Linked DNA regions of Mus musculus: region 1 is linked to region 2. Evidence: chromatin loops called from intact Hi-C (ENCODE). Cell type or tissue: left cerebral cortex. All regions are shown on one strand. Links, peaks and the distances in the headings refer to the core of each region. The heading gives the core; the rest is flanking DNA. Region 1 overlaps Clvs1 (clavesin 1). Region 2 overlaps Asph (aspartate-beta-hydroxylase).

Evidence for each region. A loop is a pair of places that touch in the nucleus more often than their neighbours do. Peaks named below come from ENCODE experiments on the same cell type or tissue, not always from the same donor. Only the 100,000 strongest peaks of a DNase experiment are listed, where the experiment ranks them.
Region 1: it touches region 2 in a loop (2.6-fold over the local background); 5 of 42 quality-filtered maps call a loop at or near these places.

Annotation. Positions count from the first base shown.
Region 1 is chr4:9,279,557-9,283,955 of GRCm38, reverse strand. It overlaps Clvs1 (clavesin 1), which reads right to left. Exons shown (of 6, transcript NM_028940.2): 2 at 1,944-2,568. The coding sequence starts at 2,398. It overlaps Gm11816 (a long non-coding RNA gene), which reads left to right. Exons shown (of 3, transcript XR_881109.3): 3 at 1-4,399. Among named protein-coding and RNA genes, the nearest start is that of Gm11816, 5.6 kb to the left of the region's middle. In left cerebral cortex, for the core only: no CTCF peak of the experiment used is centred there; a DNase peak (open chromatin) is centred at 2,357.
Region 2 is chr4:9,528,078-9,532,476 of GRCm38, reverse strand. It overlaps Asph (aspartate-beta-hydroxylase), which reads left to right. Exons shown (of 24, transcript NM_023066.3): 16 at 412-562; 17 at 2,455-2,591. Among named protein-coding and RNA genes, the nearest start is that of Asph, 140 kb to the left of the region's middle. In left cerebral cortex, for the core only: a CTCF peak has its summit at 1,989; a DNase peak (open chromatin) is centred at 1,993.

The DNA of each region.
Region 1 (4,399 bases), core at 194-4,193, 250 kb after region 2:
GATGGATGGATGGATACAAAAATCCATCCATCATTCTTATCAGTGGAACAACATAAAGCAAGGCTTACCATGAACTGCAATGTGAACTTGATAAACATGATTTCTATTCCACATCGCTATTATCGGTTCAGGTACAGATCTGACTCAAGTCTAGGCTGATTGTGTGGAGACATTTGTGTACTTTTCCAGAGCCAGATGGTCCTGCCTTGATTTATCAACCAGGAAATAGCCAATGATTGTGAAACCTCCCTGGACTTCTGATATTCTTAGAAAAAACAGGGGCATGAGGCAACGGAAAGACAGACCAGAAGTTCTTTTAAATGGCATTGGTAAGGTTTTGGTATATTTTTCCATTATGTCTTCCTATGAACATAAAATTTTTATCCACGATATTGTTGTGAAAGTCCCAACCACAGTGGGCGTTCTAGCAAGTGGCTCCTTTCATTTTTCCCAATCAACATTGATAGTTGTGCTACCCAGCAAAGAGATAAACATGCAAAAGGCACCATCTTCCCTGATCTCATGACACACGGTGACGTTGCATAGCTGGGCTATGACAACTGGCTCTGAAGTCACATAACCAGGACACAACTTCCATTCTGGCTTCACTAGCTATGTGACAGTGAATCCAGATCTGTACCTTCTCATATTCTTGTACCATGAAGTATGAGAAATGGCAGTAACCTTTATAATTTGAAGGTATTGGGTGGCTAGATGAGATCATACAAATACCCAGTAGAAGATGTGGTAAGCAAACGCTGACACCATTGCATACGCCAGTAAGATTTTGCTGAAAGGACCCTCATATAGCTGTCTCTTGTGAGGCTACGCCGGTGCCTGGCAAACACAGAAATGGATGCTCACAGTCAGCTATTGGATGGAACACAGGGCCCCCAATGGAGGAGCTGGAGAAAGTACCCAAGGAGCTAAAGAGGTCTGCAACCCTATAGTTGGAACAACAATATGAACTAACCAGTACTCCCGGAGCTCATATCTCTAGCTGCATATGTAGCAGAAGTTGGCCTAGTTGGCCATTATTGGGAAGAGAGGCCCCTTGGTCTTGCCAACTTTATATGCCTCAGTACAGGGGAATGCCAGGGCCAAGAAGTGGGAGTGGGTGGGTAGGGGAGTGGGTAGGTAGGGTATGGGGGACTTTTGGGATAGTATTTGAAATGTAAATGAAGAAAATACCTAATGAAAATTTTAAAAATTGAAAATAAAAGAAAATGTGGTAAGCACCAAAAAGGTTATCTGATGAGCAGTGTGATCTTACATTTCTGTTATAATTGTTTTCACAAAACAATGTGAACGAAAACTTGATCGTTAGCCATGGGGGCAGTGAAGTGAAGATACTGGGAATGATTTTTAAAGGAAAAGGTGGAGGTGGGTGGAATTTGGGAAGAGGTCAGATAATGGGACCAATGCCAAAGATGATCCCATATTTTGGCATGAGGGACTAGGTAGAGAGATGAAGACAGATACATGGGTATGTAGAGTCTGGGGCTCTAAAAAGGACATTTATCAAGGGAGTTCATTTGTATGAAAAATCTGCCATACAAAAGAGGAGGATATTAAAGTTACAGAGAGCATCCACAAAACTTATTTTGTATGGAAACCAATCTAGAGAAGCTGGGGTTTTTGTACTGTTGTTGCTTAAGGAGATAATGTCAAAGAGAACAGATTGCCCTTTTGGAACATCAACTTTGGATTTATTAAAATAATTGACCCAATTTGATGAGTGAAATGCCTACTTCTAAAGTCCAGTGCAACTCAGAGGCTATAGTTCTCTTGTAGTTTTGCTTTTGGGTGACATTACATCAAGGTCCTAAAACCTCCTTGAGGGCATGTGGAATGAATTTTGACCTATGAAGCAATACAACCCCAGCATGCACTGATGATGCTATGTCAAAGCAAAGCCAAGTAAAGACACTATCTACATTTACCTACTCTGATCCCAATTGGCAGCAAACAGCAAGAGAATCTTCCTGCCATAGTGGTCACGATTTTCCAGCACTCCGGGGAATCCGTCGATCAAAGCCCTCTTAATCCCGGGATCATCTGCCTTAAAGTTTTTGAACATGTCCAGGTTCAGCTGGCGGTACTGAAAGTACTGGGCCAGGAGTCTGAAGGCATCGGCTTGGTGAAACTTCCTGGCTCGAAGAAATCGCAGAATGAAGGCATCATCTGTACGTAAAAACCCAATGTCTGGTCTGGTGATGATCATGTCTCTGACTTGTTGAATGTCCTGATGTAAAATATCTGGGTTTTCATTCAGTTCCAGACGAGCTTTTTCTATAGTGTCTGGACTGAGCCCAGCCTGCAAATGCGTCATCTTGGCCAAATCTCCTTCCCAAGTGCTTAAGCTCTGAGGTGAGGGAAGAACAGAAACTGGTCCCATTCACATGGAAGTGTGCTGAATCCGTGGCCCATTCGATGGCTCCCCTACAAGACTGCTCCCCAAACAGACGGGTACAGAGTCTTCTTTCTGTCCTTGGAGAACAGCAGGACATTCAGGCCCTATGTGGTGGTGGCCATCCAAAAGAGGAGGGAAACCGAAGCCATTGCTTACTGAAAAACAGATGCACACAGGAGAAACAAGAGAGAGAGAGAGATGAAGCAGAGAATATCCGGGCAAATTCATTGAAGTCTAGATAGAAGAGTTCATTGAAGTGTGGGTCTGATGAGCATATACCTTGCAACTAAGCACATATAATCCTTAGATAGGACATTTGGCCGTATTATTAACAACTTGAATAGTTAACATACAAATATTTGAAATACATTCACAAAAGTTTTAGTTACAGTGAGTGACTCCTTAAGATAATGGTCTGTAGTCAGATTAGCGATAGAGTGATTTTTATTAATGAATGGTTTTGTTGTTGATGATGCTAAAGCATGCTTATGTGGCTGTTCATGGGCCTAAATACAACAGAGATGTTATGGCTGCTATACAATTGATTGGTTCCCATTAGCCTCATTTCTCACACAAGTATCCCAGACATAAATATGTCTCTCACATTTTTTAAGGGCAGCCCTTCGCGGCTTGAGACTACTAAAGGTCACCCTAACCTAACCCTAAGGTGCCTAATTAATAGCAAGCGTGTTTCCACAGGCTAGGTTATGCCAGACAAGTTCAGGGCTGGAAGCTTGACCTTCAGGAAGGACATTTTGAGCCATGAGAAAGGTTTGCAGGCTCATGTGGAACTTGTGGTTTTGACTTCTTCCTGTCCTGCTAAGAAACCACAGGCACCCAAGGCTCTCAATCTGCTCTCTACCTCACCCATATGGACTTCTAAATCTGTCCATTTGCTATAAATTTTCTATTGTCCTCAGCTACTGTTTTACAAAGGAAAAGAAAAGAGTTTTGATTATCATCTCATTTCTCCTGGTAAATGATAAACAAAAGAAGAAAATCACCTGTATTCTTTGAATCTTTCTTTGTATACTTGATCCAAGATATCTCTACATTCACCATTCTCTTAGACAGTCTGATCAACATCTTCTCACCAACATACCAAAGATGGATGTATCATTGTTATAGAAACATAGGCACTAATGACACAAGCAAGAGTCATCTGAAAGGAGGAGCATCAAGTGAGAAATTCCTTTCATAAGCTCAAGCTATAGGCAAGTCTATACAGAATTTTCTTAATAATTGATGCAGGAGGCCTAGCTCATTGTGGGTGGTGCCACACCTAGGCTGATAGTCCTAGGTGCTATAAAAAAACACACTGAGCAAAGCATGAGGAGAAATCTAATAAGTAGCACCCTTCCATGGCCTCTACATCAGTTCCTGCCTCCAGGTTCACACGTTCTTTGAGTTTCTGCCTTGGTTTCCCTCAATGGACTGTGGTTCAGGATACATAAGGCAAATAAATCCTTTCTTCCCCAAGTTGCTTTTGTCCATCGTGTTTCATCAATAGTATCAGCAATAGTAACCCTGGCTAAGATAGATACTAACAATGATGATGCTGGAACAAACAAACTGGAAGGATACCAAGCAGTCTAGACAGTATTGAATGGCACTCATGTTGCTACATACAAAAGTCAGTTTTCAGTTTCCATTTTCGGTGACATCCATTAGTATTGGACACCGACCTTTTCCTCCTTAGACCATCTTCTCCTTCCCTCATTCCTTTCTCTGTCCACAGGCCCTGGCCATCCCTGCCCCCTGCATCTTGTTTCCCCTGCTCATTCTGCTCCCTATGTGCAAGCCAATACCACAATCTTCAGGATCCTGCCCCATGATCTGTCTACCTGCAAGCAAACAACTCCAGTCCCTAGCCTTCTTCTGATCTCCAGGCTCCTTCTTCAGTTGCCCACTGAGCATCTTCCTGCAAATAACCTACAGATACAAAGATAGTATGTTCAAAACTGAACTATTCATAGTTCCCAATCC
Region 2 (4,399 bases), core at 275-4,274:
TATTGAACTAGGGTGACACATAGGTAGAATGGTCTTGCCCTCTGAAAAGAGCTGTTAAATGAATTAATTAATGGGTGAAGTGAATGAGTCGCTGGACACACAAATTGAAGAACAGACCATAGATCAGAGTCCTGTATGTCTAATGTTCCCAAATGTTATTATGTCTGTCCCCATCAGCCCTATTGTTGTGATTGTATAGTCCTCTTCCTCGTCTGTAACTTAGCAGCAGACTTTTCTTCCTGTTATTGAAACAACAGTTGTCCTGCTTTCTTTTGTTTGTATCATTTGATAAAGAAAAGGTCAATTGTCTTTTTAAAAAGCATGTCTAAAAGATCACTGTCATTGGATCTCTGGGGGAAATGACAGGCATTGAGGTAATGGCATATTGATCCATCTGGGGGCCACCTCTAGTGTGAAGATGACTTGGCAGAGAAGCAGAGAAGCAATGAGGTTCTGCGCAGGGCCATCGAGACCTACCAGGAGGCAGCCGACCTGCCTGATGCCCCTACAGACCTGGTGAAGCTGAGCTTGAAGCGAAGGTCGGAACGGCAGCAGTTTCTAGGTGAGAAGCTGAGCTTGGTGATGGGGGAACATGCCTGCCTTCAGTGGCAGCCACATGGTGCCTTCTCAAAGTCAAGGTGCCTGAGAAGAAGCCTGCCTTTTGCCTTGTCTGACTTAAACACAACTTCTCTTTATTTAACCAATCTTAGCCTCAGTAATTGTGTGCACCCTCATGTGTGTGTATGTGTTCGGTTGTGTATGGGTGTGTCTGTCTGTTCACACACAAGTGCACTCATACGTGTACAGAAGCAAACATCTATGAATGTCTAGGCCAGAGGAAAACCTAGATGCCATTTCTCCTTATTTTTAAAGACAGGATCTTCACTGGCCTGGAGCACTTCACATAGCCTACACCGGCTGACTTTCTAGTCCCAAAGCTCCGAGTCGCTGCCTCGCAAGCACTGGGATTACATGCCTGCGCCAGCATATGTGGCCTTTATGCTTGGTTTCTGGGTATCACATGTCTTCATGCTCACAAGGCTGGCCTGCCTTCCAGTCATTGAGCTTTTCTCAGGCAAGCATATAAGCTCACAGCTCCTGAGGAAGACACTCAGTGTTGTCTTCTAGTCTCTGTTCACACACCCACACATGCATATAAACGCATACAAAGTCACTGTGGATTTTTACATTAATTTTGGGAGGGTTTTTTTTTTTTGAGAATTTGTTAAAATAATTATTCAACTTAGAGTTAAACGGATTGTCTTTGGTTCCCTCTTAATTTTTATACCAAAAGATTCTCTTGCCTCCCAGCCCGAGATCAAGGTCTCTTGATCTTGTGAAGATGTCTCACCTTCCACAGAAATCCTTTAGTTTTCAGTATAGTCTCTTCCGCTGAGGTGAGAATGAGACAGGGTAACGTGAGAAGGCTCTGAGGCAACTGGACAGGGATCCTGAAATTGCAGAGTTATGGAGTTTCCTCACAGTATAACAGGGGATCCAGACAAGGTGTGGAGGAACAGCAGCAGGTGTCTGCAGGAGGTACCTGCACCATTGGCACCATTGCTGTCTGCACCAGAGAGGGAAGCACTGCCTGGGAAAACCACTCGGAGTCCTGACTGGAATAGCATTACCCAGCAATGCGACACAGACCCTGGAGTGAACGGGCCAGATTTGCTTATGTTAGCTAAGCAGTAGCTGTGTTCCCTGGCTGAACTGCACCTGCCTCCTCATAGTCCCCTTTGTAGGCATTAATCCCTGCACGGTAGGTTTTTCTCTTATTTATTTATTTATTTATTTATTTATTTATTTATTTATTGCAAATGCTAGTCTTCTTAGCACAGCCCCGCCCCCATTTGCAGTTTGTGTTTCCAATTTGCAATTGTGACAATGAGCAGTGACAGTGGGCCCAGACTCTTTCTGTCTAAGCCTCCAAGTGAACAGCAGCTGGGCTTTCCTGAGCCATGTAGTGCACCATAGCCTGTTGTCCACCAGAGGCTCCCATAGTACTGGAAAATGTCTCCTCTGCTCGGTCTCTGCCTCCTCTGTTAGAGAAGGCATGCACAATGAAGCTGGTGCCATGGCCCTCGGTGCCCATACTGACAGCTCGACCCAAACTCAGGCTTTCTATTATCTATACTCCATCTAAAATTTCAAAGCTAATAAAACAAAATTGTTTCACCTGAATTGGTAACATACATTTATATTCTCAAGAACATAAGATAAAAAAAATGTAAATGTGAATTGACTCAGAAAATACTATGTCTTTACAATTTATGATTGATCTCGTATTTAGTATCTACATAGAACAATTACAGATAGCATTATAGCTATGCTACTCAGGACTTACTGATCTGTTCATAGAGGATGTCAGATGTAAGTTGTTCTTCAGGATCTGCTAAATCCTCTCTTGTGGTCTGTATTCATAATACTTTTAATCCTATTTTCCAACACTAGGTCACATGAGAGGTTCTCTACTTACCCTCCAGAGACTAGTTCAACTGTTCCCTAGTGATACTACCTTAAAAAACGACCTTGGCGTAGGATACCTCTTGTTGGGAGACAACGACAGTGCCAAGAAGGTTTACGAAGAGGTAAGCACTGGTGTATTTTGAGCCGCACTGAGTTATCTGTAGACAACTCTTAAGTGCTGATTGAAAATGACATGTAACATACACTGTGTTCTGTCCTCTTTATCTTGAATGAAACAGCATGTACGTGATTATGGCTAACAATCTGGATTTAACTCTCCCGTTACTTTCTCTGCCCTTCACTCCCTGTTGGAGCCCGAAAGTCACATCTAGCACAGGCTGGCTTCAAACTCATGGTAATCTTTCACCTTCAGCCTTTCAACTGCCACCATGACCAATTTTCCTTACTTTGTTTTTCTTTAGTGGCATGCCTCTATTGTACAGAGCAATGGGTCCCATAAAGACTATTAAGTATATTGACCATATTCACCCCTATATCTTGATTGGAACGATTTAAATTTTAATTAATTTCTATTTGAGCTTCATTTTTATCAGTCTGTATTGACAACTTTTTAAGGGTTTTTGTTGTGATAGGAAAAAGAATGAAGTCAATAAATGTAAATAATATACTATTTTCAAGTGTTGCAGTATGAGACTCTCAGGCAAAAGTAGTAGATTATACCATTGATATTCCCATATTCTGGCTGAGATGGCTTTCAAAGGATTTCTGCTTTATAGTGGACATTTTAATAGATAAGCTCTAAGTCACAAAGCCTAGAAACTGGTTCCTTTAGGCAACAAGGGAGTTTATTTGGCGTAAAGCAAACAATATGTCGAATGCACTTTGAAGCAGGAAAAAGCTAACCCCTCTGTAAAACAAAGACAGACGAGGGTCCTCGTTCTTTGACTTGAGCCTCTGGATCAGTGGCTTCCAAGCTGCCGACTTTACATTAAATGCTACTTCAGTGAGCTAGGATGTGTCACAGAAGGGTCTCTTCTGTGTTGGAAACATCGTCAACAGTAGCAGCTTCCCCCTCAGCCTGCTCACAAAGAGGCACTTGACTCTGTTGCTCTTGGTGCTTAACTGTAATGTCATTGAATTTTGAAGCTATTGTCTTTCTACCTTTGTCATAACTTTGATTGTTTTTGGGAGATCAGAAGTTTGGCCTTGGCTTTTTATGACATCATTAATACATGCATGGTGGACTGAGACTACAGCATTGCAAATGTGTATTGTATAGAAAAGACCTGCACTAGGCTATAACGTAGTCCCTGTGGGACAGGGTGTCAGCTAACATACCCAGTGGCTCCTGTCCTGCAGGGTTTGGTTAAAAGAAACATTATGTGTCATAGTGATTTAGGATCAGGTGAATGTAAAAATGAACAAACCATTGGAGACACAAGATGGAGGTCTAGAGATCCTTCCTACGTGTATGTCTCCTCCTTCCCACACTGTCTTCTTTCTTCTCCTTGTAAAATTCACTCTTGTTTTCCAACTCTTTCTTTTCCTTCCTTCCAGTATCCTTCTCTCATCCCCCATTTCAGTCTAAAGAGCGCAGTGAAGTTCATCCTGGGAGCCAAGCACAAGCGAGGTCTCAGGTCTCAGCAGGCTTCGAGCTCATTTTGACCAGCATCTAACTGCATTTCCCTCTCCTACCTTCTAAAAGTCTTCCTCGAGTACACTCGTCCCATCTCAGAAACATGGAATGTTTTTCTTCACCTTGAAAACCAATATTATGTTGTTGTTTATTCACCCAGGACTGCATTCTCACTTGGGTGAGCATACTAGGATGCACAGAGCTTTAGATATTGCCCTATCACACAACTGATTGGTTTTCTTTTAAAAGGAGCCTTCATACATTGAGAGTAATGTGTGGCACTCCTCTGTTTTTGCCTCTTACTTATAAACTAATGAGCTGTGTTTCCCTAAC